Linked DNA regions of Homo sapiens: region 1 is linked to region 2. The links are chromatin loops, found by intact Hi-C in ENCODE. Cell type or tissue: CD14-positive monocyte. All regions are shown on one strand. Each heading gives the region's core, and the rest is flanking DNA. Links, peaks and the distances in the headings are about the cores only.

What was found. Peaks named below come from ENCODE experiments on the same cell type or tissue, not always from the same donor. Only the 100,000 strongest peaks of a DNase experiment are listed, where the experiment ranks them.
Region 1: a loop joins it to region 2, with 4 times the contacts of the local background. A loop is called at or near these places in 2 of 110 quality-filtered maps.

The regions. Positions count from the first base shown.
Region 1 is chr13:76,933,638-76,947,108 of GRCh38, reverse strand. LOC105370269 (a long non-coding RNA gene) reads left to right here. Exons shown (of 4, transcript XR_001749929.1): 2 at 4,238-4,348. Among named protein-coding and RNA genes, the nearest start is that of ACOD1, 8.1 kb to the left of the region's middle. In CD14-positive monocyte, for the core only: no CTCF peak of the experiment used is centred there; DNase peaks (open chromatin) are centred at 7,718, 9,488 and 10,178; H3K4me3 peaks cover 552 bases; H3K27ac peaks cover 2,792 bases.
Region 2 is chr13:76,872,278-76,884,293 of GRCh38, reverse strand. KCTD12 (potassium channel tetramerization domain containing 12) reads left to right here. Exons shown (of 1, transcript NM_138444.4): 1 at 1-4,119. Among named protein-coding and RNA genes, the nearest start is that of KCTD12, 8.1 kb to the left of the region's middle. In CD14-positive monocyte, for the core only: no CTCF peak of the experiment used is centred there; DNase peaks (open chromatin) are centred at 3, 1,693 and 4,613; H3K4me3 peaks cover 5,969 bases; H3K27ac peaks cover 6,780 bases.

The DNA.
Region 1 (13,471 bases), core at 5,472-13,471, 57 kb before region 2:
CCATCTTTCTTGTGGGTGGGGGGAATTCCCTCTTATCCTGGGATGGGTCAGCCTTTTTGTTTTATTCAGGTCTTCAACTGGTTAAATGAAGCCCATTCACCTTAGGGAGGAAAATCTGTTTTACTCAATCTATTGATTTAAATGTTAGACTCATCCAAAACATTATCACAGAAACACCCAGAGTAATGTTGGACCAGCTATCTGGGCACCATGTGGCCCAGTTAAGTTGACATAACCATCACACATAGCAATAGATAGTTAATAAAGCTCCAAGCTGATAATATGACTTATAAGGGCCCTTATAAGACTGTAGTTATCTCTTCATGCTCAAATCAAGCTTAGCGTCTGCCACCCACCACCCATTATGGGGCCATGATTTTTATTGTCTAAGGGACCTTTGTAGCAACGATTCCCTCTTACTTCTTATGTCTTCTCTCCCTACCCTTCTACCTTTTTCTTCTCCTTCACTCTACAACTTCCCTTTTCTTATCTTTCATCTAAGCTAGTGGTCTTAACTGGGGATGAGTTTGTTCCCAGAGGACATTGGGCAATGTCTGGAGATATTTTGGTTGTCACCAAATTGTGGCATCTTATGGGTAGAGTCCAGGTATGTTGCTAAACATTCTACAATGTACAGTACAACCCCAACAACAAAAGAATTACCAGGCCCAAAATGTTAACAGCACCAAAGTTGAGAAAACCCTGTCTAAAGTTTTACACAATTTTTACTTTAGGAAGTTACATCTAGGGCTGGGCTCATGCTTGTAGTCCCAGCACTTTGGGAGGCTAAGGCAGGAGAATCACATGAGCCCAGGAGTTTGAGACCAGCCTGGGCAGCATAATGAGACTCCATTGTGGCAGGCCAGGTCTCACTAACCCAGGCCTACATAACAACTGTTTCAGCACTGACTGAGTGGTTAGGTTAAATGTTAAAAGCTGATAGAGGCAGTGCCCTCATACAAAGGCTAGAATGCAACAAAAGCCCACCAAGAGTTTTGCCTAGGCTTTTCCCGGGTCTTATAGCATGACAAAATAATGAAGGAAGTCTTAACAGGACCCATTTAGGATTAAACAAGTTTTCTTGTGGGTCTGAAGGAACTCCTCAGACCTTCACAAACAAGCTTTACTGGGGACTAGAGGAACTCTCCAGACTTCCATGATCTTGCCTCCATCAGACAAATTAAGGGTAATCACTCCAGCACCTGAATGCATTTAGATTAAGTAAATTTACTGAGGCTCCAGAGGAAGGTCTTCAGGACTCAGATCTTAGTCATAGATTAGAAGAAGTTAATCATGTATGTCTTTAGATGAATGCACACTTACACACAGACATATCGCTTAAAAGGTATATAAGCTCTGGGAAACTTTGTAATTTTGAGTTGGTCTGGTGATAATTTCCAGGCCTTCTCCCTGTAACTGGTTACAGAAATAAAAACCTCGCTTCTTTCCCAGTTCATCTGCATCTCATTATTGGGCCATGAGAATAAGCAGCCCGACCCTCAGTTTGGTCCAGAAACACTGTCTCTACAAAAAAAAAAAAAGGAAGAACTACATCGAAGAGCCCACCACAACATCCTAAGTTTAGGTTATGTGCCCTACCTGTATGTTCCCAGGGGATATAAGTTTCCCCTCTTTGTACCCTTTGTTAGATAGGAACATTCTTTTTAGGCAGGGAACTGATCTACCCTGTTGATCACAATATCCCAGGGTCTCACACACAACTTCACACATAGGTGGTGCTCAGTAAATGTTGAATGAATTAATGCAAACCTGATGCTTTCAATTAGTCAGTCATATTAACTCATGCCCTCATCCCCAACAGAAATGTGTCAGGAGAATCTATTGTTTATTTTTTTTGAGACAAAGTCTTGCTCTGTCACCCAGGCAGGAGTGGAGTGGCACAATCTCGGCTCACTGCAACCTCTGCCTCCCAGTTCAAGCAATTCTTGTGCCCCAGCCTCCTGAGTACCTGGGATTACAGGAACCCACCACCACACCTGGATAATTTTTATATTTTTAGTAGAGACAGGGTTTTGCCATGTTGGCCAAGCTGGTTTTGAACTCCTGACCTCAGGTGATCTGCCCACCTCGGCCTCCCAGAGTGCTGGGATTACAGGTGTGAACCACCACACCGAGCCGAGAATCTATTTTTTAATGGCTGTGGCTTTTATCCTGTTCTGGAGTGCTGGTCTGCCAGCAAATAGAATACAATGAATAGATCTTTATCTTCATCCTGATAACAGCAGCTCCCCTATAAGGGATGCTTGTGGGAGAATGTGAACTGTCAGAGTAAACTGGAAATATTTGAAACAACAAATCAGGAATGTGAGAATAGAGACTATTTTGAAAAAAGAAAAGCCATTTAATTTGTTTAATTTTGTCCAAAATAGCTGATTACAGTCTTTGAATTTCAGTTTCCTTTTTTTCTGACTTGCCCTTCTTTGCCACTATTGGGCAACATCGGATGAGTCAATCTCTGGATTGTTATGATTAAGTTTCATTTGATTGTAAGCCAATGTTTTAGGAGAAAATACAGCGGTAGCAATCAGGGTTCATTTCCCCGATTAATTTTTTGTTAATTCATTTGGGTCATTGAAACGTACTTACCATGAGAATGGTTTTATAAAAGATGAAACTTGGGGCAAATTGTGTTTAATTTCTTTAAAATAACAACAGCAACAATTATCAACAATTACCAAAATTGTTTCCACCTTAGGCCATTATCTATATGCCATTGTTCTGGTTCCATTTTTCCCAGCCCTTAGGACAGCATCACATTTTTCTTTTCTTCTCTTCCTTTCTCTTCTCTTCTCTTCTTTGCTTTTCTTCCTCTTTTTTTTTTTTTTTTTTTGTCAGAGTTTCGCTCTCGTCGCCCAGGCTGGAGTGCAATGGCACCATCTTGACTCACTGTAACCTCTTCCACCTCCTGGGTTCAAGTGATTCTCCTGCCTCAGCCTCTGGAGTAGTTGGGAATACAGGCCCGCACCACCACGCCTGGCTAATTTTTGTATTTTTAGTAGAGATGGGGTTTCACCGTGTTGGCCAGGCTGGTCGACAGCATCACATTTTAACAAGGAAGGTGTAAAATATTAAGAAACTATATTTAAAAACGAATATTTAGGAGAATGCCTCATAGAGTCAGTGTTTATTTTGTATGTATATGTACATTGTGCCTTTGTTTTATTAAACTTTGTATGGAATTTTTTAAGCGTACAGGAAGGGATTAAGTTGCAGGGACTATAAAGTGAGGAATCAGTACAATTGAATGGCTGTGTGGCTGTAAAAGCATTGCTTAAATATGACTGTCTCAACATATTTTATTGTGAAGAAATCTTTACATTTGTGAAAGCTCAGCATGGTTATGATGCATTCTCCAAATCATTCTACCTTGAAGAAAACTATTGTTTGTTGCTTTCTCATAAGCATCAAATAGACTGTTAGTGTTTCTTAGTTAACTAGCAAACATTGAGTGATTATCCATGGGCTGTATTGCCCTGTACCAAATGTCTGCTAAAAACAGAGTAAGATGGATTGATGCCTTATTTGAATAAATCCAGCAGACTTTAAAAAATATTCCATGCAGAAATTGTTTATGCACATTTAGCAGACAGAATGGAATTGAGGTAGTTTGTGCTCTTTTAAACTTAAATATAGAATTATCCCAGACTTTAAAAGCAATATAGTTAAATATCTCAACAGCAGAAATCTAGTTACATTCTTTTGATATTCCCATTTCAAACCAGAGACTCTATTGGAATATCAAGTCTTTTTTTTCATCTCAGAGCAATTTTCTACAATTTTCTGGATTCCATTTCTTCTTTATTTCTCTTTCTGAATATAGATTATTATGACTCTGGATTTTTTCTCCTTGTCTCCACTTGAGTTTTATAATCTCCATAGTTTTGCATAGAATTTCCATTCAGTGTTCTGGTAGAATTGTATGACTTGGTCTTCTAATCACTAATTTGTTCCTCAGTTGTGCTCATTTGGCTTTTCAGCTCCTAATATGTTTCTTATTTTGGCAACCATGTTTTTCTTTTATACTAACTCTTGTTCTCTGATGAACATTTTACATAGCAGTGTTTTCTTATGATATGTCATAATGGTTTGTGATCCTAATGTCTCAAAAGGGAGTCACTCATGTCAAGCTGCATTAAGCCCACAGTGAAGCTGCACCTGCCTCAATGTGATAAACATACATGTAATGGACAGAGGTAATAGCACCTGTTGTCACCAGGTACCACCGAAGACCTGGACTGAACCCAATAGAAAGTGAAAAGTGGCTGAGGATTATAAAAGCAGCAAAGACCAGGCCTTCTCAGAGATGCCTTTGGAGACTCTGCCCGGGGTAAGTCTGAGACCTTCTCCTGTCTTGGTGGATGTCAGCAGAGAGAAGCAGTGACCCTACCAAGGACTCAGGACCCACTTGACTGGTGTGTTAACCATTGGTCACCAGCACGGTTGCTGTGGTTTGTTACCTGCCTCTGATTATTCCCTGTGCGTTGATATTAATTGCATGGTTGGTGGTGTGTGAAGTCCTCTGTATAAACAGTGAATTTGATCACATGTAATTGGCTATTGAGACATTGTGAAAGTGGAAGCTTCTGTTGGAGTTAGTGCCCGTAAGTGTGAACTTAATTAACATATCCATTGGCATGGCCGGTAATATCTTGTTTTATGAATCTTGTAACTTCTCAGTGTCTTTGAGAAAATTACTTCAAATATTAAATACAAGTTTTCTTCTGGGACCTTTTACAAGGCTTCTTCATCTTGGCACCTCTCTTTCATGCTGTTGGTTTTATTCATGTCCAGTGATTCTGCATTGTTCTTTCATATATTGACAAATACAGATTAAGTCAGATTGTAGTGTTGGGACATGACCCTCAACTGCAGGATTTCTCTGACTGCTGTCGACCTGCCTCTGTGTCCTCAATTCCCCAAGCTAAAATGACCACCCTTAGGCTTGGAGATCATGGAGTTTGCTGGTCATTTCTTAAGGAAGCTCTTAAACTCAGCTAAAGTGAGAGGCACTGGTCAGGGTGCCAAAAGAGCAAGGCTAACTGTTCAGCCACGCTTTCATATTACAGTGTTAACATTTAAAAAATATGCAGGTCACAGACCTACAGAGAGAGCTTCAGGTTTACTCACTATTATCTCTTTTTAATTAATTAATTTATTTTTGAGACAGAGTCTTTTTCTCCCAGGCTGGAGTGCAGTGGCACAGTCATAGCTCGCTGTAACTCCAAACTCCTGGGCTTAAGTGATCCTACCACGTCAGCCTCCCAAGTAGCTGGGATTATAGGTGTGAGCCTCTCACCCTGCCTCTGTCATCTCATTTTGGATTACACTAAACGTTAGAATATTCCGTGTCTGCTGTGGGTCCAATCGGCTGTGGTCAGGGCTGCTGGAGTCTCGTGGGACTTCCGTGGTCACTTCGTTTTCAGAGGGGACGGTGGCATGCCACGCATTATTGGGCTTGGCTCTTCAGTTATGATGATATTCCCTTAAGAACTGTCATCATCTGCTTTTCTTTTCTTTCTTTCTTTTTTTTAGAGACAGAGTTTTGCTCTGTTGCCAGGCCTGGAGTGCAATGGTGCGATCTCGGATCACTGCAACCTCTGCCTCCCGGGTTCAAGCAATTCTCCTGCCTCAGCCTCCTGAGTAGCTAGGACTACAGGCATGTGCCACCACACCCAGCTAATTTCTTTTGTATGTTAGTTAGAGACGGGGTTTCACCGTGTTGCCCAGGCTGGTCTCAAACTCCTGAGCTCAGGTCTCGAACTCCTGAGCTCGGCCTCCCAAAGTGCTAGAATTTCCTGAGCTTGGCCTCCCAGAGTGCTAGAATTACAGGCATGAGCCACTGTGCCCGGCCTGCTTTTCATATTTTTTCATGTGGCTTTGACTGTCCCATTTAGTAAATCATAGATCATTAAGCAAGATATTTTGTTGCTATCTTGGTGATTTTATCCCCTTCTCCATTTGTATTTTTATGGTTGTTGGGGCTCAGAAAACAATACCTTCAAATGAAAGCCTCAGAAGCAGCCTCAGAAGCAAAGTCTGTCTCCAACCTTTTGCCCTCCTGTCTCTCGCCCCTCATTCTCCCTGAGGCAAAGCATAGAAATTAGAACCTCTTTTCCCTAAAGCCAGCCATAGAGCCTAAAAATATTCCTCTAACCTTCCCCCACATTTCTGTGTAACAACTGGCCATAAAGAAATTAAGACTCTTGTTTCAGGCTGGGCACAGTGGCTCATGCCTGTAATCTCAGCACTTTGGGAGGCCAAGGCAGGCAGATTGCTCGAGCGCAGGAGTTCAAGACCAGCCTGGGCAACATCGTGAAATCCCATCTCTACAAAAAATACAAAAGTTAATTGGGTGGTGACACACACCTGTAGTCCTAGCTACTCGGGATGCTGAGGTGGGAGAATTGCTTGAGCCAGGGAGGCAGAGGTTGCAGTGAGCTGAGATCGTGCCACTGCACTCCAGCCTGGGTGACAGAGTGAGAACCTGTCTCAAAAAAAAAAAAGACTTTCATTCACAGCGGTTCTACCCAGGAGAAAGGAGTGCTGCACAGAGAAGCCAAGAAGAATCTGGGCATGCAGGCCTCTCTGGGTTTCCCCCACTGAGTCTATTCCCATTAGCTCATACCCTTTTTGTCCAATCCCCTTTCTAAATGGTTGTCCCTACGTCATAGAACCTAAGCGTAAAAATGAACAGTTTCCCTTGTATTTTTAGGCCTCCATCCTGAAAACTTCCATGTCACATAAACCTATGATCAAGTGTACTTGTTATGCTTTTCTCTTGCTAATTTCTCATTTGTTATAGGTGTATTGGCTACAACCTTTATGATGGGAAAGAGGGATCACCTGGGTGATAAATGAGAATTCTAAAAATGGCTTTGTGAAATTAGAGGAGAGGGAGTAAGGAAGGGAGAGAGAGAAGGGGCAGGAGAGAGAGAGAATCACAAAGAGCCATCAGCTGATTGCTGAGTCTGGACTCCATGGAAACATTACCCATGGGCTTATCTTGGCGAGTGACCACATATTCACAGGACTAGTTATCAGCTTTGCAGGGATTGATTCAATCCCAAAGTTGACTAGAATCTTGGGGACTGACTCTAGTAATCCAAGTCACATGAGAATGAAGAATCAATCAGAATTCCAATTTATTAATTTACATTGATCAGAATTTTATCATTTCTAATATGTACAGGAGTGTGTTCTTGAGGCCCTTCTCTATATCAAGGTGCCTGGGAAGGCAAGTTAACAATGCTCACTTGGTTAGTAGGGAAAGAATGAGTGCTGAGGGCTCCCTCACACAGATCACTGAGAAGCCATGATATCGTCTATCTCCCTGGTGCCCAAAACATATGGGTCCACAAGATTCTCTGCTATATGTACTTTTCCAATTTCTTATTTTGCTTCTCATAAATTATCTTTATTTTGCTAACCTTTTAGCCTTTGTGAAAACATAGCATGAACTTACAGCACAATGCAATCACACATTCCTGGATTTTAAATTTATACCCCAACACATTACCCTTGTTTTGTGAGTGGGTAAGTGAGATCTGTACCCTCCAAGTGAATTACACAAAATAACACCGTCTCTGAATATTATAGGGATGACAGCTAATACAAAAAGCTCACTATCATCATGTTTCAATGTGAAAAATTCTTGTCAGTTGAAATATTTGTCATGACTCATTCAAAGTATGCAAATTAGCTATGCATTTCAACATCTTAATACTTCCTCCAAATTTTAGGAAAAGAGTTAGAATTAATGTAGCCTCTTGTGATGTTTCGAAGGCTTGGTACCTTCCGTATGACTACTTGGGTTCTGCCTTCCAGAATTCCTACTTCATGTAGCTCCCTTCCTCCTTCCCTTCTTTTTTACCCCTTGGTATCCACTAAGAACATATTTCCCCACCCTCACCGTTTAACATTATTAATAAAATCTAGTTTGCAAAGATTTTCAAACTTTCTGACTATGGCTTTATATTTTGAATTAGTATTACCTTTTTCCCCACAAACTAAAAAAAAAAAAAAAAATCCTTCTTGCTCTTAGATGTGTGAAAATAGGAAAAGGAATGGTAGAAATCAACAGAAAATCTTTTATACATGAGAAACACTGCTAAGGACTGTGCATGTGGAAGAATAAGATGGTAGGGAAATACAGTTAAAAACAAAATCTCCTCCCAGCCCAGAAATCCTCTCTATTGAGAAAGCAGAGAAAGAAAACACATTTATTATTCAATAAGCGTTAAACCAGAATGTAATGCACATCACAGGCAATCCTCTATGAGATGGCAAAGACAGAAGTCTCATCCTTTTATATAACCAAGCAGATACAACCCACTACCTGCATGTTGTCAAGATAAACAATAACTAGTTCTCAAGAAGACATGACAGCACCATTTGTCACACAGCTCATTCTAACTTTACTTGATAATTAGGGTGACCATCTGTATTAGCTAATTTTCTAGAGAAAAACAAATTTCATATCATGGTGACAGGATTGCTATAAAGATAGTAGTTTTTCAACATGGAGGCACCCATCAAAGTTAGGCATTCCCGTGTTGTGTGTGAGGTGGCCCTCAGCATCCATTCTTCCTTTAACTAACCGAGTGAACATTGATAACTTGCCTTTCCAGGCACCTTGATACAGAGAACGGTCTAATAGCAGACTCCTTATAGACACTAGAAATGATAAAATTCTGATCAATATAAATTAACAAATTGGAATTCTGCTTGACTCTTCATTCTCATGTAACTTGGGTTAGTGAGAGTGAGTCCCCAAGATCCTGGTCAACTTTGGGTCCACTGATTGACTCAAGCCCTGCAAAGCTGATAACTAGTCCTGTGACAATATCAGCCCATGGTTAATGTTCCATCTCATTTTCCTCTGTATCTATAGTATCTATTATCTACCACATTCTGGGTGCTGAATGAATAAATATGGATCCTGGGTGCATATGGCAGTTCCAAGTCCTCATCCCATTCTGGTCTTTAAACAGTTGAGAAGTAATATTTCAGTCTTGAGAGTGACATTCTGCTTGCATGTCCTAAATTGGACAACAGGGACTTCCCTGAAGGGTTTAGAATTGCCCTGTCTCCAAAGACTTCTGGAATTTTAGGGACCAGTTTCAGCTCAGGCACTCACCTTAGGATAGGATGAAACCTGGGGTGGGACCAGTTGCTATCAGGGAGTAATGAGGGGGAGTTTAGAGAGGCCAGGTGGCCTTCTTGGGAAAATGCCTTCATGTCGTCAGCTGCATGTCCATGGCTGGATCCAGCTTTAGTACTGAGGATTTACAGGCAATCTGCCACCGGGGAAATGACAGTCTCACTAACAAACTGGTGAGAGTCTGATGCATAGATCAGAATGCCAACGTATCATTTTAGTTCCTTTATATTGCAAGGCTAGTTTCTTTCATTATCTGGGGTCCTTCCCTATAGCAACATGGCTGGGAAGCCAGATGAGTCATGGAATGTTGCTTGCCAAATGTGGAACTGGAATGAAGCAGTGGGAGGGTGTATTAGTCATGGTTCTCCAGAGAAATAGAACTAATAGGATATATGTAAACATATAAGAGATTTATTATGGGGATTGGCTCACATGATTATGGAGGCCAAGAAGTCCCACAATCTGCCATATGTAAGTTGGAGAACTAAAAGATGGTGTAATTCAGTCCAAGTCTGAAGGCCTGAAAAGCAGAAGCTCCAACATCCTAGGGCAGGAGAAGATGCAAGTGCCAGCTCAAGAAGGAAGAGAGCAAATTTGCTCTTCCTTTGACATTTTGTTCTATTTAGGCCCTCAATGGCTTGGATGATGCCCTCCCACATTGGTGAGGGCGGATCTTCTTTGCTCAGTCTACTGATTCAAATGCTCATCTCTTCTAGAAACACCCCCACAAACACACTCAGAAATAATGTTTTACCAGCTATCTGGGCATCCCTTAGCTCAGTCAAGTTGATACATAAAATTAACCGTCACAGGATTGGAGGGACATTTACCAAGGCCTTGGGAAAGCCAGTTGGAAGTCCCTGCCCCAACATAGCAGATACTTCTCTGTTGGTATTTGCCAGATACAAATTCTCCCCAGTTTATGCTAGTTAGCTTCTGTTCCTTCTTTGTCTTTGTTCCCCTTTTAAAATTCCATACTAATCATTCACCTGTTGTTGCAACACTCAGACACGTGACAGCACATAGTTGTTAGGCCATCTTTTCAGTATAGTTCTTGCAAGAGATTAAACTTGAGTTCTTGTAACTGGTAAGATGGCAGCTTAACAGTTATGGCACATCTTCAGACATAGTGGCACATTGTGTCTCCCTGAGGCCATGCCAATTCTTGGAAGTCTCTTGTTTCATCTAATACTTGGTATGGGTCATTTGTACACAACTCAGTCATTGTCATGGATTTGGCTAGTTTAATCTGTATTTCTCAGTTCTGAGGTGGCTTATGTTGCTTCAATGTGCCAATAACGAGGATTAGGCCCAGTAGTATATGGAGTTGATCATGTCTTAAAGTATCAAAATCTTCGGGTAAATAATTAGTAAAAAGTTGAAGTATGAATAGGAAATCATCTGAGGAATGAGATGATTAAAAAAATAAAACAAGTCCAAAAGCAAGAAGTCTCAAGTCTTCTGCCACCATCCATGAAACTGCGATAGGCTTACCCGTTAGCTTGCACGTAGGGCAACATCTCAGACCGTTCTCAGTTCTTGACAAAGCATCCTGAAGAAGGAAAATGTGCTTCTGAATTGCACAAAGGCACCCTATGTACTAGCAACAGCTTGGAAGGAACTAAGTCTAGAGCATAAATATGAAGAATAAAGAACCTGGGCCAGGCACGATGGCTCATGCCTGTAATCCCAGCACTCTAGGAGGCCGAGGTGGGAAGATCACTTGAGGTTAGGAGCTCTAGACCAGCCTGGGCAACATGGTAAAACCCTGTTTCCACCAAAAAAATAAAATCCATTAGCCAGGTGTGGTGGTGCACACCTGTAATCCCACCTACTTGGGAGGCTGAGGCAGGAGAATCACTTGAACCCAAGAGGCAGAAGTTGTAGTGAGCTGAGATCGTGCCACTGTACTTCAGCTTGGGCGATAGAGTGGGACTCCATTTCCAAAAAAAAAAAAAAAAAAAAAAAAGAATGTGGAGATGATGAATAAGCACGGACTGTGTTTTCCTATCCTTGAGTTTCTCATTTACCTGCAGTTGGGCCCATCACAACTTCCAGGATCAATGCTGACAAACTTAAAAGATGCAAGACACTCAACCCTGGACACTAATAAACTCACTTTGAGGAGATTTTGGAACTCTGATGCCTAGGTAATGCCCCAGACCAATGAAACAGACTCTGGGGGTAGAACCCAGGTACCGGTATTTTAGAAAGCTCCCCAGGTGATTCCATTTGCAGCTAAGGTGAGAGCCAGTGGTGCGGCCTTAAGTTCTGAGAGTTACTGATGATGATACATCCTTGTGGGTGGCCAGCACACACACATCTCCTAATGTGTACCCCAGAGATTTAAGGTGTGTTCCTTTTTTCTGATACGTACCTGACTTTGGGCAGAGTCCTGCCCTTTCCCTAGTTCTATCCTACTCTTGCTTGGTCTTTCTCTAGGACCCATAGATCTCTTCAGATGGCTCCTCTTATCTGCTTGCATTTCTGACTTTTGTCTAATCTCTCACAAGTTGTGTTAAACTTCTTTGGTTTATTGGTTAATTTGTTCAGTTAATTCTTTCAAAACCCTAAGCACTGAAAGAAATATGGAACCCTTATTTTCTTTCCCCACACTTGTAATAAAAATATTTATTAAGCACTTACTATATAGAAGGCATTATTCTAAGAGCTTTGCAAATCTGATGTAATATTTAATTCTAACAAAAAATCCATTATCCCCATTTTATAGATGATAAAACTGAGGCAATGCAAGATGAGTAAATTCCAAAGTTATCTAGCTGTTACATGGTAGAGCCAGGACTTAGAGACAGGCAGTCTGGCTCTAGAGATTACACCAAGTCATACTAACCAATAACATTAATATGAAGAACCCGAATAATGTGATTTTCAACATGATATCTATTTTCATGTTTTCTTGAAAAATGTTATATTCTTCACAAATTTTTTTCTCATTATTTTAGTGTCCCTGTTTAGTGGGTACCTTAAGCACATGCCTATCTCTGTGTTGGGCAATCCAGCACTGCTCTACTAACCCCTGTCAGACTTCCCTCCTGCTGACTGCTGGTTTCAATGACATCCATATGCTCAGATGTAGGGAATGCTCCTGCCTGATGAAATTTCAGCCAGAGCTGGTGGCAGGGTCTGCTTTTCCAGGGCCCACTCACCAGTGTGGGCAGATTTGTTAAGTGCTCCTTTCCTGCAGTTAACTTAGCCATGGCCAGACTGTCCTGGATGTCTCAGACCCAAGAGAGCCTTGATTTCTGTCTTAATAGTAAACAATAAAATCGGTCCATGTTGGCAGGAAATTTACTTTAGAGCAGGGTGTTAATTTTTCAGAGCAGTGGTTCTCAAACATTTTGTGCATCTGAATCCTCAGGCTGTCTAGTGCAAACACAGATTACTGGGCCTTAACCCAAAGTTTCTCATTCAGAATGTCAGGGGTGTGCCCTGAGAATTTGCATTTTTGGATAAGTTTCCAGGTGATGCCTGGGCTGCTGGTCCCAAGACGACACGCTGAGAACCATCGCTTTAGATCTGTGCTGCTGAAATGTGGTCCAGACTAGCAGTGTCGGCATCACCTGGGAACTTGCTAGATATGCAGAATCCTGGGCCACAGCCCTAATCAGCCCCTACAGAATCAGAATCCATGTTTAACAAGTTTCTGAAAATGTAATTTATATGCACATTCAAATTTGAGAAGCACAGGTTTGGGTCACCTGTCTTGATCCCATTCAGGACTTTCAATGTCAAACAAAGGAAAACCTTATTTGACAGCAATATCTGAAATAGTTGTAGCATTAAACTATATTCTGGCCACAAAAAAGATGTAAGAAGATGATATGGGTGATTTGGGGCAAATCTGTCAGAACTCACTCCAAATGGCTCAGCGTTATGTCCTTCCGACAGAGGAAGGGTAATGTCTTCATATTAATAACAATTTAAAAGACTGTTAATATGCACATGCTCAATGCAGCTAATTCCGGAAGAAAAAAAGAACTTTAAAAAATAGTTTTGGCTCCTTTTTTATCAGTAAAACTATAGATTCACATAAAACATATACTCAATTTAAAGGAATACTTTGCAAATCAGAAATGAAAGCTGTTTGTTCTGGGTCACTGACGGTAAAAAGTGGGAAAAAGGGAAGCCCTTTTTTTTTTTTTTTTTTTTTTTTTTTTTTTTTTTTTTGAGACAGAATCTCGCTCTGTAGCCCAGGCTGGAGTGCAGTGGTGTGATCTTGCCTCACTGCAACCTCTGCCTCCTGGGTCCTGGTTTGAGCAATTCTCTAGC
Region 2 (12,016 bases), core at 1-8,000:
CACCTGGCAGTGACTGTAGGGAGCTGGGTCATAGTGCACGTCGTGGGTATTAGGAAAGCCTGTATTCTTTCAATGAATGTCAGTAGGACCTTCCTTTAGCTGTAAGACTTGGTGGGCGGGGTGGGGTGGGGAGGGAGGAAAGGGTAGGAAGGGTGGGAAGGGAGAAGCAGACATAGTCATTTATGATTTGAAAGTTGGAAGTTTGTACCATCTGTTTGAGTATATGCACATTTAAAAAATATCATATAGTAAATGCAAACATGCCAAGTATTTTATAAAGATTAATAACAGACCTACTCTTACCTGGCAGTTTACTTAACTTACTGTTTTGAGTCCTAAACTTAGAGTTGTTAATGCTTATATATAATCTAACCAAAGAGTTACCCAGTAGGGTTTTAGTTTTTGAACTTTTATTTTCTTGTTGATTATAAATCCTGATTTTGGAATCTATTGCGCAAAAGAAGTTTCATTTTGGTTACTTAGACCTAAGATCACTTATTAAAAATCCTTATTTTCTCCAAGCCCAGCAAACGTTGACTTCTGGGCAAACCTGAAAACCTGAAAATGCCACTTTCATGCAGTTTGTTTGAAGTTAAGTGGAATCCTTTCAAATGACGAGCTGCAGAGAACTCAGCACCAAGGGCTGCCTATCTGTAGATAGCTGTAAAATGGAATATTTTTAAATGAAGGCAAATAAGTACTTAAAAGTGAGCTGAGCAATAAAATGGTCCAATAATAGGTAAATGCAACAGAAACAGAAGGAGACCTGGTTGCCTTATGCCTTTACTCTTACATGGAATAAATTCCCAATGCATATCCTATGTAAACCATAAGTGAAGGGAAATAAACCTCGTCATGCTCCATGCTGTGAGGTGTCCTTTGGATATTCTGTGATGACAGAGAAGCCTATTTTGTTTTGTTTTCAGCATCTTTCTCTGATGTACGTTTTTAAGGATTTTGTAAGAGCTGTTTTCAGTGTTTAAATTAGTGCTATTTTTCCTTGTTTTTAAAAATGAATCTCGTACTGTATCTTACTATGTCCATACAGATGTTACAAATCGACAGTTTTATTCTTAGACTCATGTGATCCAAGCTGTATATACCATATATAAACATTTTACATGAATCATTTAGTTTTTTAATTCATTTACTAATGCTATAAAATTTCCTATATTACCCCAGTAATTTGCATCAGCTGGTTTATATACTAAAGCAACATGTTTTGATGAGTTTCTTACATCCTTATCGAGGAATTGGGTTAGGAAAAAATACATAATTGTAAAACTGAGTTTGCTGTATTATACTTTTTTTCTTGAGTATTAGTTGTATTACTAATCATATGTTGATTAACTGTCTACTTAAAGTCAAGGTACCTGTATTTTTAATCCACTAATTTTTTTTTAGTTGGGAAATAGATTTCAGGTCTTTTATTAGACTAACATTTTTTGAGAAGTAAAATTGACTTCATATACAAAGCCTGTAATTTTAGGCGAAATGGAAGCAGAAATCTAGGAAGTTGTGCTTGCTTGTATGTTGAGTTTGGTCTCAGACTAAGTAATGCATCAGAATTCATCTGTTTGAAGCCTGAAATAATTTAGGACTCTGATTCACTGACCAAAAGTCAGTGTTGCAGAGATTTCTCTACCCCGTATGGTATTTTGTTAGATTGTTCAACAGGAAGCACATGATTGAGAACATCTTGGGACAGACCAAAACCACTGACAGATGGCAAGGCTCGGCGATTCTGATTTCCCTTCTCAAATCTGCTCAACTCCAAGAGTCTTGAGAAACTGCTAAAATTTTGCCTCTGTCACTCAAGTCTTACAAATGTTATCTTGTAAACCTTTGAGGTGAACTATTCCACTGTCTTGTACATAGGCATCTTATTCACTGCACCCTGTCACACCCAGCACCCCCCGCCCCGCACATTATTTGAAAGACTGGGAATTTAATGGTTAGGGACAGTAAATCTACTTCTTTTTCCAGGGACGACTGTCCCCTCTAAAGTTAAAGTCAATACAAGAAAACTGTCTATTTTTAGCCTAAAGTAAAGGCTGTGAAGAAAATTCATTTTACATTGGGTAGACAGTAAAAAACAAGTAAAATAACTTGACATGAGCACCTTTAGATCCCTTCCCCTCCATGGGCTTTGGGCCACAGAATGAACCTTTGAGGCCTGTAAAGTGGATTGTAATTTCCTATAAGCTGTAATAGTGGAGGTATTGTGGGTTCATTTGAGTAAGCCCTCCAAAGATACCATTCAAATAACCTGGGAGAATGTCATAAATTATTCAGATAATTAACACTGCATGAATCTGATTCAGAGGCATGCATTTACATATGTTGCCCTAATTACCATTTGATGATCATAAATACAAGTGAATGACATTGGACTTTTAGTAACAAACTTAATTTTTAAAAAGGTGTAGACAATGGTGGTTAAAAAAAAAAAAAAAACAGGTACCAGGTTCTGTGTGTTTGCACCAAGTAATTGACATGTTTTTTAATACATGTGGACCATGAACAGTATTCATTCTACTTTTTCAAATGATATGCTGTAGAAAATATTCCTTGAAGATGTGAGATTTAAAAATTTTTCCCTTTCAATGTTGTTATGTATTCTACTGGTTTTTGATTGATAGCACAGTGATAAATCATAATACTAGACAAAATTGTCTTCTCTTTCAAACCAGAGCCATATATATGTCTGTATATATGGGACCTACTGCTTCTCTGAGGAAATGCATAATCTGTTAATATCAGACAAAATGAGCAATTGGCAGTGCTCATAATATATTCCAATTTTTATTGGAATTTTCGATGGAATGTTATTTCAATAAAGCCATGTAAGGTGAAACTTTGATAACTTTTTACTCTTCAAGTTAGGGTAAATTCTGATCCAATATTCAATTCATTTGTGTACTCCCACATGCAAAATGCTAAATTACAATGCAGACATTAAGAAAAAGTATTGACTGGAGGGGTTGAATTCCTTGAGAATTTATTTTATAGTCTAAATCACAAATACTTTACTCAATTTAGTTTTTAAAATAGTAAACTGAATATTTTTGTTGTAAGCCTATCAGAGTCAATCCTTCGTTTGGAATTGTTTTCCTGTTTTTCCTTACTATAAATCATTTAAAAACTGAATTCATTTTCTTAGATGGCATAAGTCTGTCTCTTGAGAAATAAGTAAAATACTCCTATTTTCAGTATCTGTAGCACCTGAAATAGGTCTTTGTATAGCCAGAAACAAGTTATGTTGAAGTTAGCTTTTCTTTGTCAACAGTTTTGGACAATAAAAATCTGAAAGTATTAACACTTGATTTTCTACTGGGGCCCTTCAAACTTGGTTGGAAGAAATTCAACCAGAATATCTACATTAGAGTATAATCATGTGTGGTAGGAAGATGGACTAGTTAATCAAGATTTGTTGTCACTTAAATTTTTTGTGATTTTTTTCCAAGCCAGTTTTTTTAAATTCTAAATGTGTTTTGAGGTATGGGTACATTAATTGTAATGTAAACTATTATACAACTGTTTTTGCGACTTTATAGGCAGGTAAATTTTGCTATTACTATTGAATACAAATGACAATTCATTTATGACCACTCAAACAGCGTTAGTAACCATTTAGTGACAAAGGATTAAAACATCCATCTGGATGTTAATTTTGAAGATGTAAATTATATGTTGTTTAAATTTTTCCAGGCATCTGAAAACCTTATCTGCTAGACAATGTAAGATTCACACAGAGTTATCTGGGATTCTGATTTTTTAAATAGTACATATCATTAAACCATTTTCTCTAAATGTAAGAAGAGCAGAAAAAATCTTATAAGATTATCAGATTTTTCTAATGACACAGAAATGTAAGAAAAAAATCCCTTTATATTGAAAAAAGATGCAGTCAAAGTCTTTTCAGACATGCCCAAACTTTGAGAATTTCTTCAACCATCTAATGCTATAAAGATTTTTGTTCTTCCTGTTCACAACCAGTTGTATAACAGAAATACTAGCTACTGTTTTCCTTCCTGTGTGTGAAGTAATGAATCATTGATTATGTGACTTGTTATGTATTCAATTAAACACTAAAGAATAAAACATTCACTCCTTTAATTATTCCTCTTGGCTCCTTGGCATGGATTGGCTTGAACACTGGTCTAATTTCATTTACGGGGTTCTCTAAATACTGGCAACACTTCCCAAATTATTGTGGGACTACTGCTGAGCATTATGCCATCAGAACTCTTCACCAAGGAACCGGCCAGCAGGACCAAGCACAAATAGCTTCTTTCCCCAGAGTTTATTGTCAAGAATGCCCAGGCGGTCTGGTACTTAATATGGAAGAAATGTTTTTCACAAACATTTTCTTTGACTTCTCTGCAGCATATGCCACTTGCTGTGTATAGGGACAGGGAAATAGAAGCTTCGAGATGTGCTTTACTTAAAAGTACAGTTCATGAGAAGGTTCTAAAAAATGTTGGGAAAGAGGAGCTGCATTTTTTGATGTGGGGGCACTTTACTGCCTCATCTCTAGTGGTTGATGTTCCTCCTCTCTAAAGAAGGCACAGTGCTGCTAAGATTGAGAAATCACAGAAACAAGTCGTCTGGGTTATGGCACCGGAAGCCATGAGTCAGGCGGGTAGAGTGAGCCAGGCTTCACCCTTCCTCTTTCCTTTTGCCTGTACTTCCTCTGGATAGCTTTTGTTTTAAAAGTGTGTGTGTGTAGACACATTATTTTTTGAAAATGTAATACAGATTAACCCTCCTCCAGTAACCGCTAGTTTTTCCTAGAGGCCTCCCTTTTTTTTTTTTTTATCTTTTCTGTAGAAATCACACCTGTTCTGTGTCTTGCTTTCTGTTTGTTAACTACATATCCTGGAGCTACTGCAATGCATGAACATGTGGCAATGATCTACCTCATTTTGTTTGATAGCTACATGATATTCTACATGACACGCCATTGTCTAGATGTGCTGTCGTTTATTTTGTAAGTCCTTTATTGATAGGCATTTAAAATTCCGGGTATTTTTTTTCTACTCCAAAGAGTGCTGTACTGAATGTCTTTTTACATATATGCAAATATATTTGAGTCCAGCTTTTTTTGTATGAAGTGATGCCAAGAGAGAAATGACCAGGAGGTACTTTTTCCTTCTTGAGGAACTATGGAAACAGTGGGATTCACTGGAAGCTTTTTAGGAATTGGTGGGGGTGGTGTGAAATCACTCTAGAGTCATTAGGTATATAAGTGTGAAGTTTTATGTAGCTTTTATATTGGAAACAAGGCCCCTTCCCTTTGTTTTATACCTCCTTTCAAATTTTAGATTTTTTCAATGAATTATGACCAATATTTTGGTTTTAGGTATACAGTATATCTAGAGGAGCCATGTTATATCCCATACTTCTTAAGGAGGCACCTCGGGGGGATTTGGAAAAGGATGGGAAGTTATAGAAGAAATATGGGGTGCCTTCTGGAATCTCAGTTTTACTAATTAAGATATGTACCTATGGATAGGGGAATTAGGTCCTTTCACTGGTAAGTGATTTATAAAAATCTGTTTCATTTTATGGAAGGATTGAGAAATTTTCATGAATTTAAGAGAGAAAACCCTACATGTTAAAGATACTCTGAGCTTGTAGTATCCTAGGAATGAGTGCACGCTCTTCTGCCGTTAGGAACTTGGCGATGGTGGTAGTGGTAGAGTTGAGAACTTCTGTTGGCATATACTGGGCTTGATTTTTGAGAGATAGTTTAGGGAAAACGTCAGCCTCCTAAGTTCTCTGCTTTACTATGCTCAGGTAAGAAGTTTCAATGTCCCTCTGGGGCCCAAGGGCACCTTCTTTACCCTCACAGATCTCCTAAGAGTAGTGGATGGGGCGAAGTAGAAAAGAGGTCATCGAGGCTGTTTTAGGCCATTAACTCTTAACTTGGCTGCTGCAACTTTCCCCCTTGTAGAGCAGCCATTGAGGATTCATTCATTCAAAATCTCTGAGTACTTACTGTGTGCCACACTGTGCCAATCTGATAGGGAAACGGGGATGACTAAGACACAGAAGTGCTGAGGATCAGTAAGAGAGCCAAATAATGATAGAATGACTTGGAAATCAGGGCTAAGATAGTCTGAGCAACTGAGGGAGTCAGAAAGGGAGATACCTAAGTCAGGTCTTAGGCTTGCTAGAGGAGGAGACACCAGAGCAAAGGCTTAAAAGTGAAGAAGAGAAAGAGGAGAGGCCTGCTAAGTCCAGGTCAGCTTAGTGAGGAATGATCGGGAGACAGCAAGAACTAGAAACAGCTCAGTGTTGCTGAAACCTCATGGCAAAAGCAAAAAGCCCTCTATGCCCACCAAAAAAACAACCAAACCAAACCAAAACCAACCAACCAAACAAAAGCATAGAGAAGCAGTAAGAGCCAGATCAGGGTGAGCCTCACGTAACCCATTACAAGATTTGAACTTTGGTTCTCAGGGTTTACTGAAGAATTTTAAGCAAGGTGTAAAGTAATCAGAGAATTCCATTCTGCAGAGAACGTTTGGGGGCTCTGCGAGGAATGGGTTTGATAGGCATGGCCAGGAGTCAGAAACCAGGAAGGAGGCTGTTTATGCGAGTCCAGATGAGAGGACCACACGAAGCCATGTGCAGATCTCCTGGCTGCAATGGGGGTGGTGGGGAGTGGGTCAGGTTTTGTTCATCTTTATTCTCCCTTCAAACCTCTCAGGTTATGCATGAGTGAGATTTCTTTGCAGTGATATTGGACACACCATGTTTGAATGAGAGACTCTGATGTTCTGTTAATCCCTAGGTCTCATCATCAAGAGACATAGAGTCTTTAGAGAGACCTCATCAATTATTTAGTAGGTACTGTATTGAGCACCTATTATTATGCATGCGAAGTCCCCAAATGCGAAGTCATCCTTTCAGCTTCAACGACCATTAATTGAGCCCCTAATATATTTGAGACGCAGCCTTCTCCTTTACCGTCACCAACAGAGAGCAAAATGGTCAACTGGCCAAGTACTTATAGAAGTTAAAGTATTTCTATAACTACCAGACATGACAAAAAACTTAGCATCGTTGGACTTTACACACATTTCATGGTTGAAATTTTATGAACACTATCTTTCCCTCACAATTCTGTTAAATACACTTAACAGCTACTAAGAATGATCTCCGCTTCACCCTCCCTCCTTTTTTTCAGAGTGAAAAAGATGAAGCATAGGAATGATAGATTCTAAAATTAATTATTTGGAGTTCTCTTTTGTTAGAGTAACTGAAAACATTTCCCCAGTTATTTATCATTTATTTCTTAATAATTCATTATCCTGGGGCCGGGCGCGGTGGCTCACATCTGTAATCCCAGCACTTTGGGAGGCCGAGGCGGGTGGATCACGAGGTCAGGAGATCGAGACCATCCTGGCTAACACAGTGAAACCCCGTCTCTACTAAAAATACAAAAAAATTAGCTAGGTGTGGTAGCGGGCGCCTGTAGTCCCAGCTACTCGGGAGGCTGAGGCAGGAGAATGGCGTGAACCCGGGAGGCGGAGCTTGCAGTGAGCCGAGATCGCGCCACTGCACTCCAGGCTGGGTGACAGAGTGAGACTCTGTCTCAAAAAAAAAAAAAAATAATAATAATAATAATTCGTTATCCTTCTCCATTCTGCTTTTTGGGTGGGTGAGGGAAGAGTAGAATCCAAAGTTAGAGCAAGCTCTCATTTCTGTATACAGAAAGAAAAGGGCAGTGGAAATATCTTCTTTCTCTGTCTTTCCTTTTTGGAAAGCATTGAATAAAAAAAAAATCACAGTTTTTAAGCAAGAGGAATGCAAGAGAAACGAAGAGTTTAGGCTCATTGATGACTTGGGTTGCTTGCCTCTATTATATAGAGCAGCCCTAATTCTGTTATGTAGTGAGCCCTTAGCTCACCCTCGACATCTATTTGCCCATTTATAGAATAGAAAAAGCATTTATTTTTCTATTTTGCCCCAAGGCTCAACATAGTACATAACATGTAATAGAGGATCAATAAAGGTTAGTTGAATAAATTAATGAATGCTTATGTTAGTTCATTTTTTTTCACATATAGGGAGAAAAAGAACTAACTTGAAATTTGCCAATATTTGCTTTTTTTTTTTCTTTTGAGATGGAGTTTCACGCTTATTGCCCAGGCTGGAGTGCAGTGGGGTGATCTCAGCTCACCACAACCTCTGCCTCCCAGGTTCAAGTGATTCTCTTGCCTCAGCCTCCCGACTAGCTGGGATTACAGGCATGCACCACCATCCCTGGCTAATTTTGTATTTTTAGTAGAGATAGGGTTTCTCCATGTTGGTCAGGCTGGTCTTGAATTCCCGACCTCAGGTGATCTGCCCACCGCAGCCTCCCAAAGTGCTGGGATTACAAGTGTGAGCCACCACGCCCGGCCTTAATCTTTGCTTTTTAAAATAATGCTACGAAAGATCAATAATCCCCCTTTATACCTATATATTTGAAAAAATAGAACTAGTTTCATAAATAAATATATAAAAATGATTATCCTTTCATCTGACTTGAAAGTCAGAAAGATTAGGATGAGAACTAATTGATTCAGGTATCTTTTTTTCTGAATAGTTATTATAGGGCAGCTGCTCCAAAGCCCCATGTGAATTTCTGGCTAAAGGAGAAAATGCTCGGCAATGTTTCCATTTTATGACGAAAGTCAAGCTCACTGACAGCTGTATTATATACTTTCCTCTGGGGCTATTATTTGGTACAGATTTTTGAAAATCTTAACTGGAAAGTTTCAAAAGGTGCCTCTAAAAGTTGTAGGAAAGAAATTTGACCTCCCTGAAATGCTGGAGTATACTATTTCAAATGTTCTGTTGGTGAGAATTGTGGGTTTTAAAAATGACAGTTGCAAGTACTTAAAAAAAATAAATGATCTGTGCAATGATGCTCTGACCTTACAATAGTGAATATATATATTTTTTCCTGCCCAGAACTCCATGTGTTCAAAGTATAAGTTCTCTTCATGAGCTAATGTCAGAAACGGAGCTGTTAGTTAAAATTTTGCCCACTAGTTTTGGGAGTATTACTTTAAAAACATAAGTACAGCAAAGACCAAAAAACAAGAGTGAAACTTTATTGTATTGTTGTTGTATTTCTCCTCTGTAACATATACATAGTCTCCTTCTCCCAGTATCTAAGGAGAACTCTCAAAGAAGTTTCATGTTATTATCGTTTAGTTTAATTCTAGGTTTGAGTCAATTTGGGGATAAGTAGGCAAATAAATATTTTTGTGTTAGCTCTAACAGTTGAAAAGAGCTTTAGGGGGGCTTCAATTCTTTGACATTCATCTTTAACTTCATTTTACTTTGTGGATCTGGACACAGTTGATAAATCTGCCAGCAACTTCCCAGTTAAAAGGCTGATACTAGTGGCTATGAACTGAATGTGTGTGTTCCCCCCAAATTAATATGTTAAAGCCCTAACTCCCAATGTTACTGTATTTGGAGGTAGGTCCTTTATGGAAGTAATTGAGGTGAAATGGCATCATAAGGGTGGATTCCTCATCCAATAGAACTAGTATCATTAAAAGAAGAGGAAGAGAAACCAGAGTTCACTCTCTCCTGCTTACAAAAAAAGAGTTCATGTGAGCACAGAGAGCTGGTGGCCACCGACAAGTCAAGAGAAGAGGTCTCAGAATGAAACACACTCTGCCGGCACCTTGATCTTGTCTCTCCAGTTTCCAGAACTGTGAGAAATAAATTTCTGTTGTGTAAGCCACACAGTCTATGGTATTTTGTTATGGCAGCTGGAGCAGACAAATGTATTAGCTTTCATTTAGTTATAGGAAACTAATCAGAAATGGTCTTTAGCCAAGAAAGAGTAGACACAGGGAGTCACCTTATCTTGAAAAAAGGTTGAAGTTAATTTAAAATTGCTACAGGCTTTGGAGAGAAACTGTGTGGAGCTCACTGCTTTAATTGTGACATGGCGTTACCTTACAGGGACATTTTTAAACTAGGGCTCGGAGTTGTATGGGGATTACTGTTGTTGTATGCGGTTCTGTGAAGGAAATTGATATTGGAGACATTTAGTAGCTGTCATTACCATCCACTTCAGTCCTTGTCTTTCAAAAATAAGAATGTCTGAAGTTCTAGTACAAAAATGATATGAAAATGTTTTCCCCAATGCCAAAGTTTGCAGTTTTATGAGAGTTGGACAAAGAGGCTATTTGCTTATTAATTTTGAAATTAAAAAGATTTTTTTGGTAGCTTAATGCTAAAGATATGTTCTGAAGAATCTTCCGTAGTCCTTATGGGCTGTGGACAGCTAAAATCGAGTTTATTAATAAAGCTAAGACTATGGGAACTAACCTTATTAGTACAACTTTATGGAAATTCTGTCTTAGTAGTTAATATTTTGTATCTATTAAACCAAAAAATGGTTTAGTCTAAAAGCTAACAGCTTTAAAAAATGATTAGTATGCTTTTGTTTTAATATCACTTAGCCAATTTATATGGTATGTTTTTAAACAAAATGAGATATTTGTTAAAATAAATTTTCCAATTTTGCAGATACAAAAACATCCCAGTCTAGTCAACAACCTTATATTCTCTCCATGTACTCTTTGAGACAACCAGATTCCTCTTTCAACATAAGTTCCTTTGTCTGTTGAAAAAGAAATAGAGGAAGAATGGAGTTACTGAGGCATTGAGTAGTGGGAATGTATGAAGCATAACTATGAAATGACAAAAACGTTTTTATTTTTTGTGTTTCATTTCATTGTAAATTGACATACAAAGTTGTATATATTTATCTTCTACGAGATGATATTTTACAATATGTATGTTGTGAAATGGCTAAATTGAGCTATTTAATGTGCATTACCTTGTAGTTACCATTTTTATGCTGAGAATACTTAAAATCTACGCTCTTACCATTATTTTTTAAAATTTCTTGTCCACAGCATGAATATTCCCTTAGAGTATTCATGTATTTTAAAGAATACAACACATTATTATTAACTGTAGTCACCATGTTGTACAATAGATCTCTTGAACTTAACTGAAATTTTGTCTCCTTTGACAAACGTCTTCTACCCACCGACCCCTCCCCATCCCCCACTGCTCCAGGCCCTGGGAACCACCATTCTGCTCTCTACTTCCACTAGTTCAGCCTTTTCAGATTCCACAAATAAATGACATCATGTGGCATTTGCCTTTCTGTGCCTGGATTATCTCACTAAACATAATGTCCTCTAGATTCATCCATGTTGTTGCAAATAACAGGATTTACTTCTCTTTTTATGGCTAAATAGTACTGCATAGTGTATATACACCACATTTTCTTTATCCACTCATCTGTTGATGAACACTTAGGGTGATTCCCTGTCTTGACTGTTGTGAATACAGCTGCAGTAAACACGGGAGTGTAGATATCTCTTTGAGATACTGACTTCATTTCCTGTGGATATATACCCCGGAGCCAGATTCCTGGGTCATATGGTACTTCTATTTTTAATTTTCTGAGAAACCTCCATACTGTTTTCCATAATGGCTATACTCATTTACATTCCCACCAACAGTGTACAAGGGTTTCCTCTTCCCCACACCTTTGCCAATACTTATCTCTTGTCTTTTTCCTAATAGGCATCCTAATGTGTGAGGTGATATCTCACTGTGGTTTTGATTTGCATTTCCCTAATGATTAGAGATGCTGAGCATTTTCTGATATACCCATTGGCCATTTTTATGTCTTCTTTTGAGAAATGTTGATGTCTATTTTGGTCTTTTACTCATTTTAAAATCATTTGGTTTCTTGCTATTGAGTTCCTCATATAATTTGTATATTAACCCTTTCTCAGATGTATAGCTTGTGAATATTTTCTTCCACTCTGTAGGTTGTCTCTTGAATCTGTTGGTTGTTTCCTTTACTGTGCAGAAGCTGTTTATTTTGATGTAATTCCATTTGTCTATTTTTGCTTAAGTTTCCTGTGTGTTGAGGTCTTATCCAAAAAATCTTTGTCCATACCCATGTCAC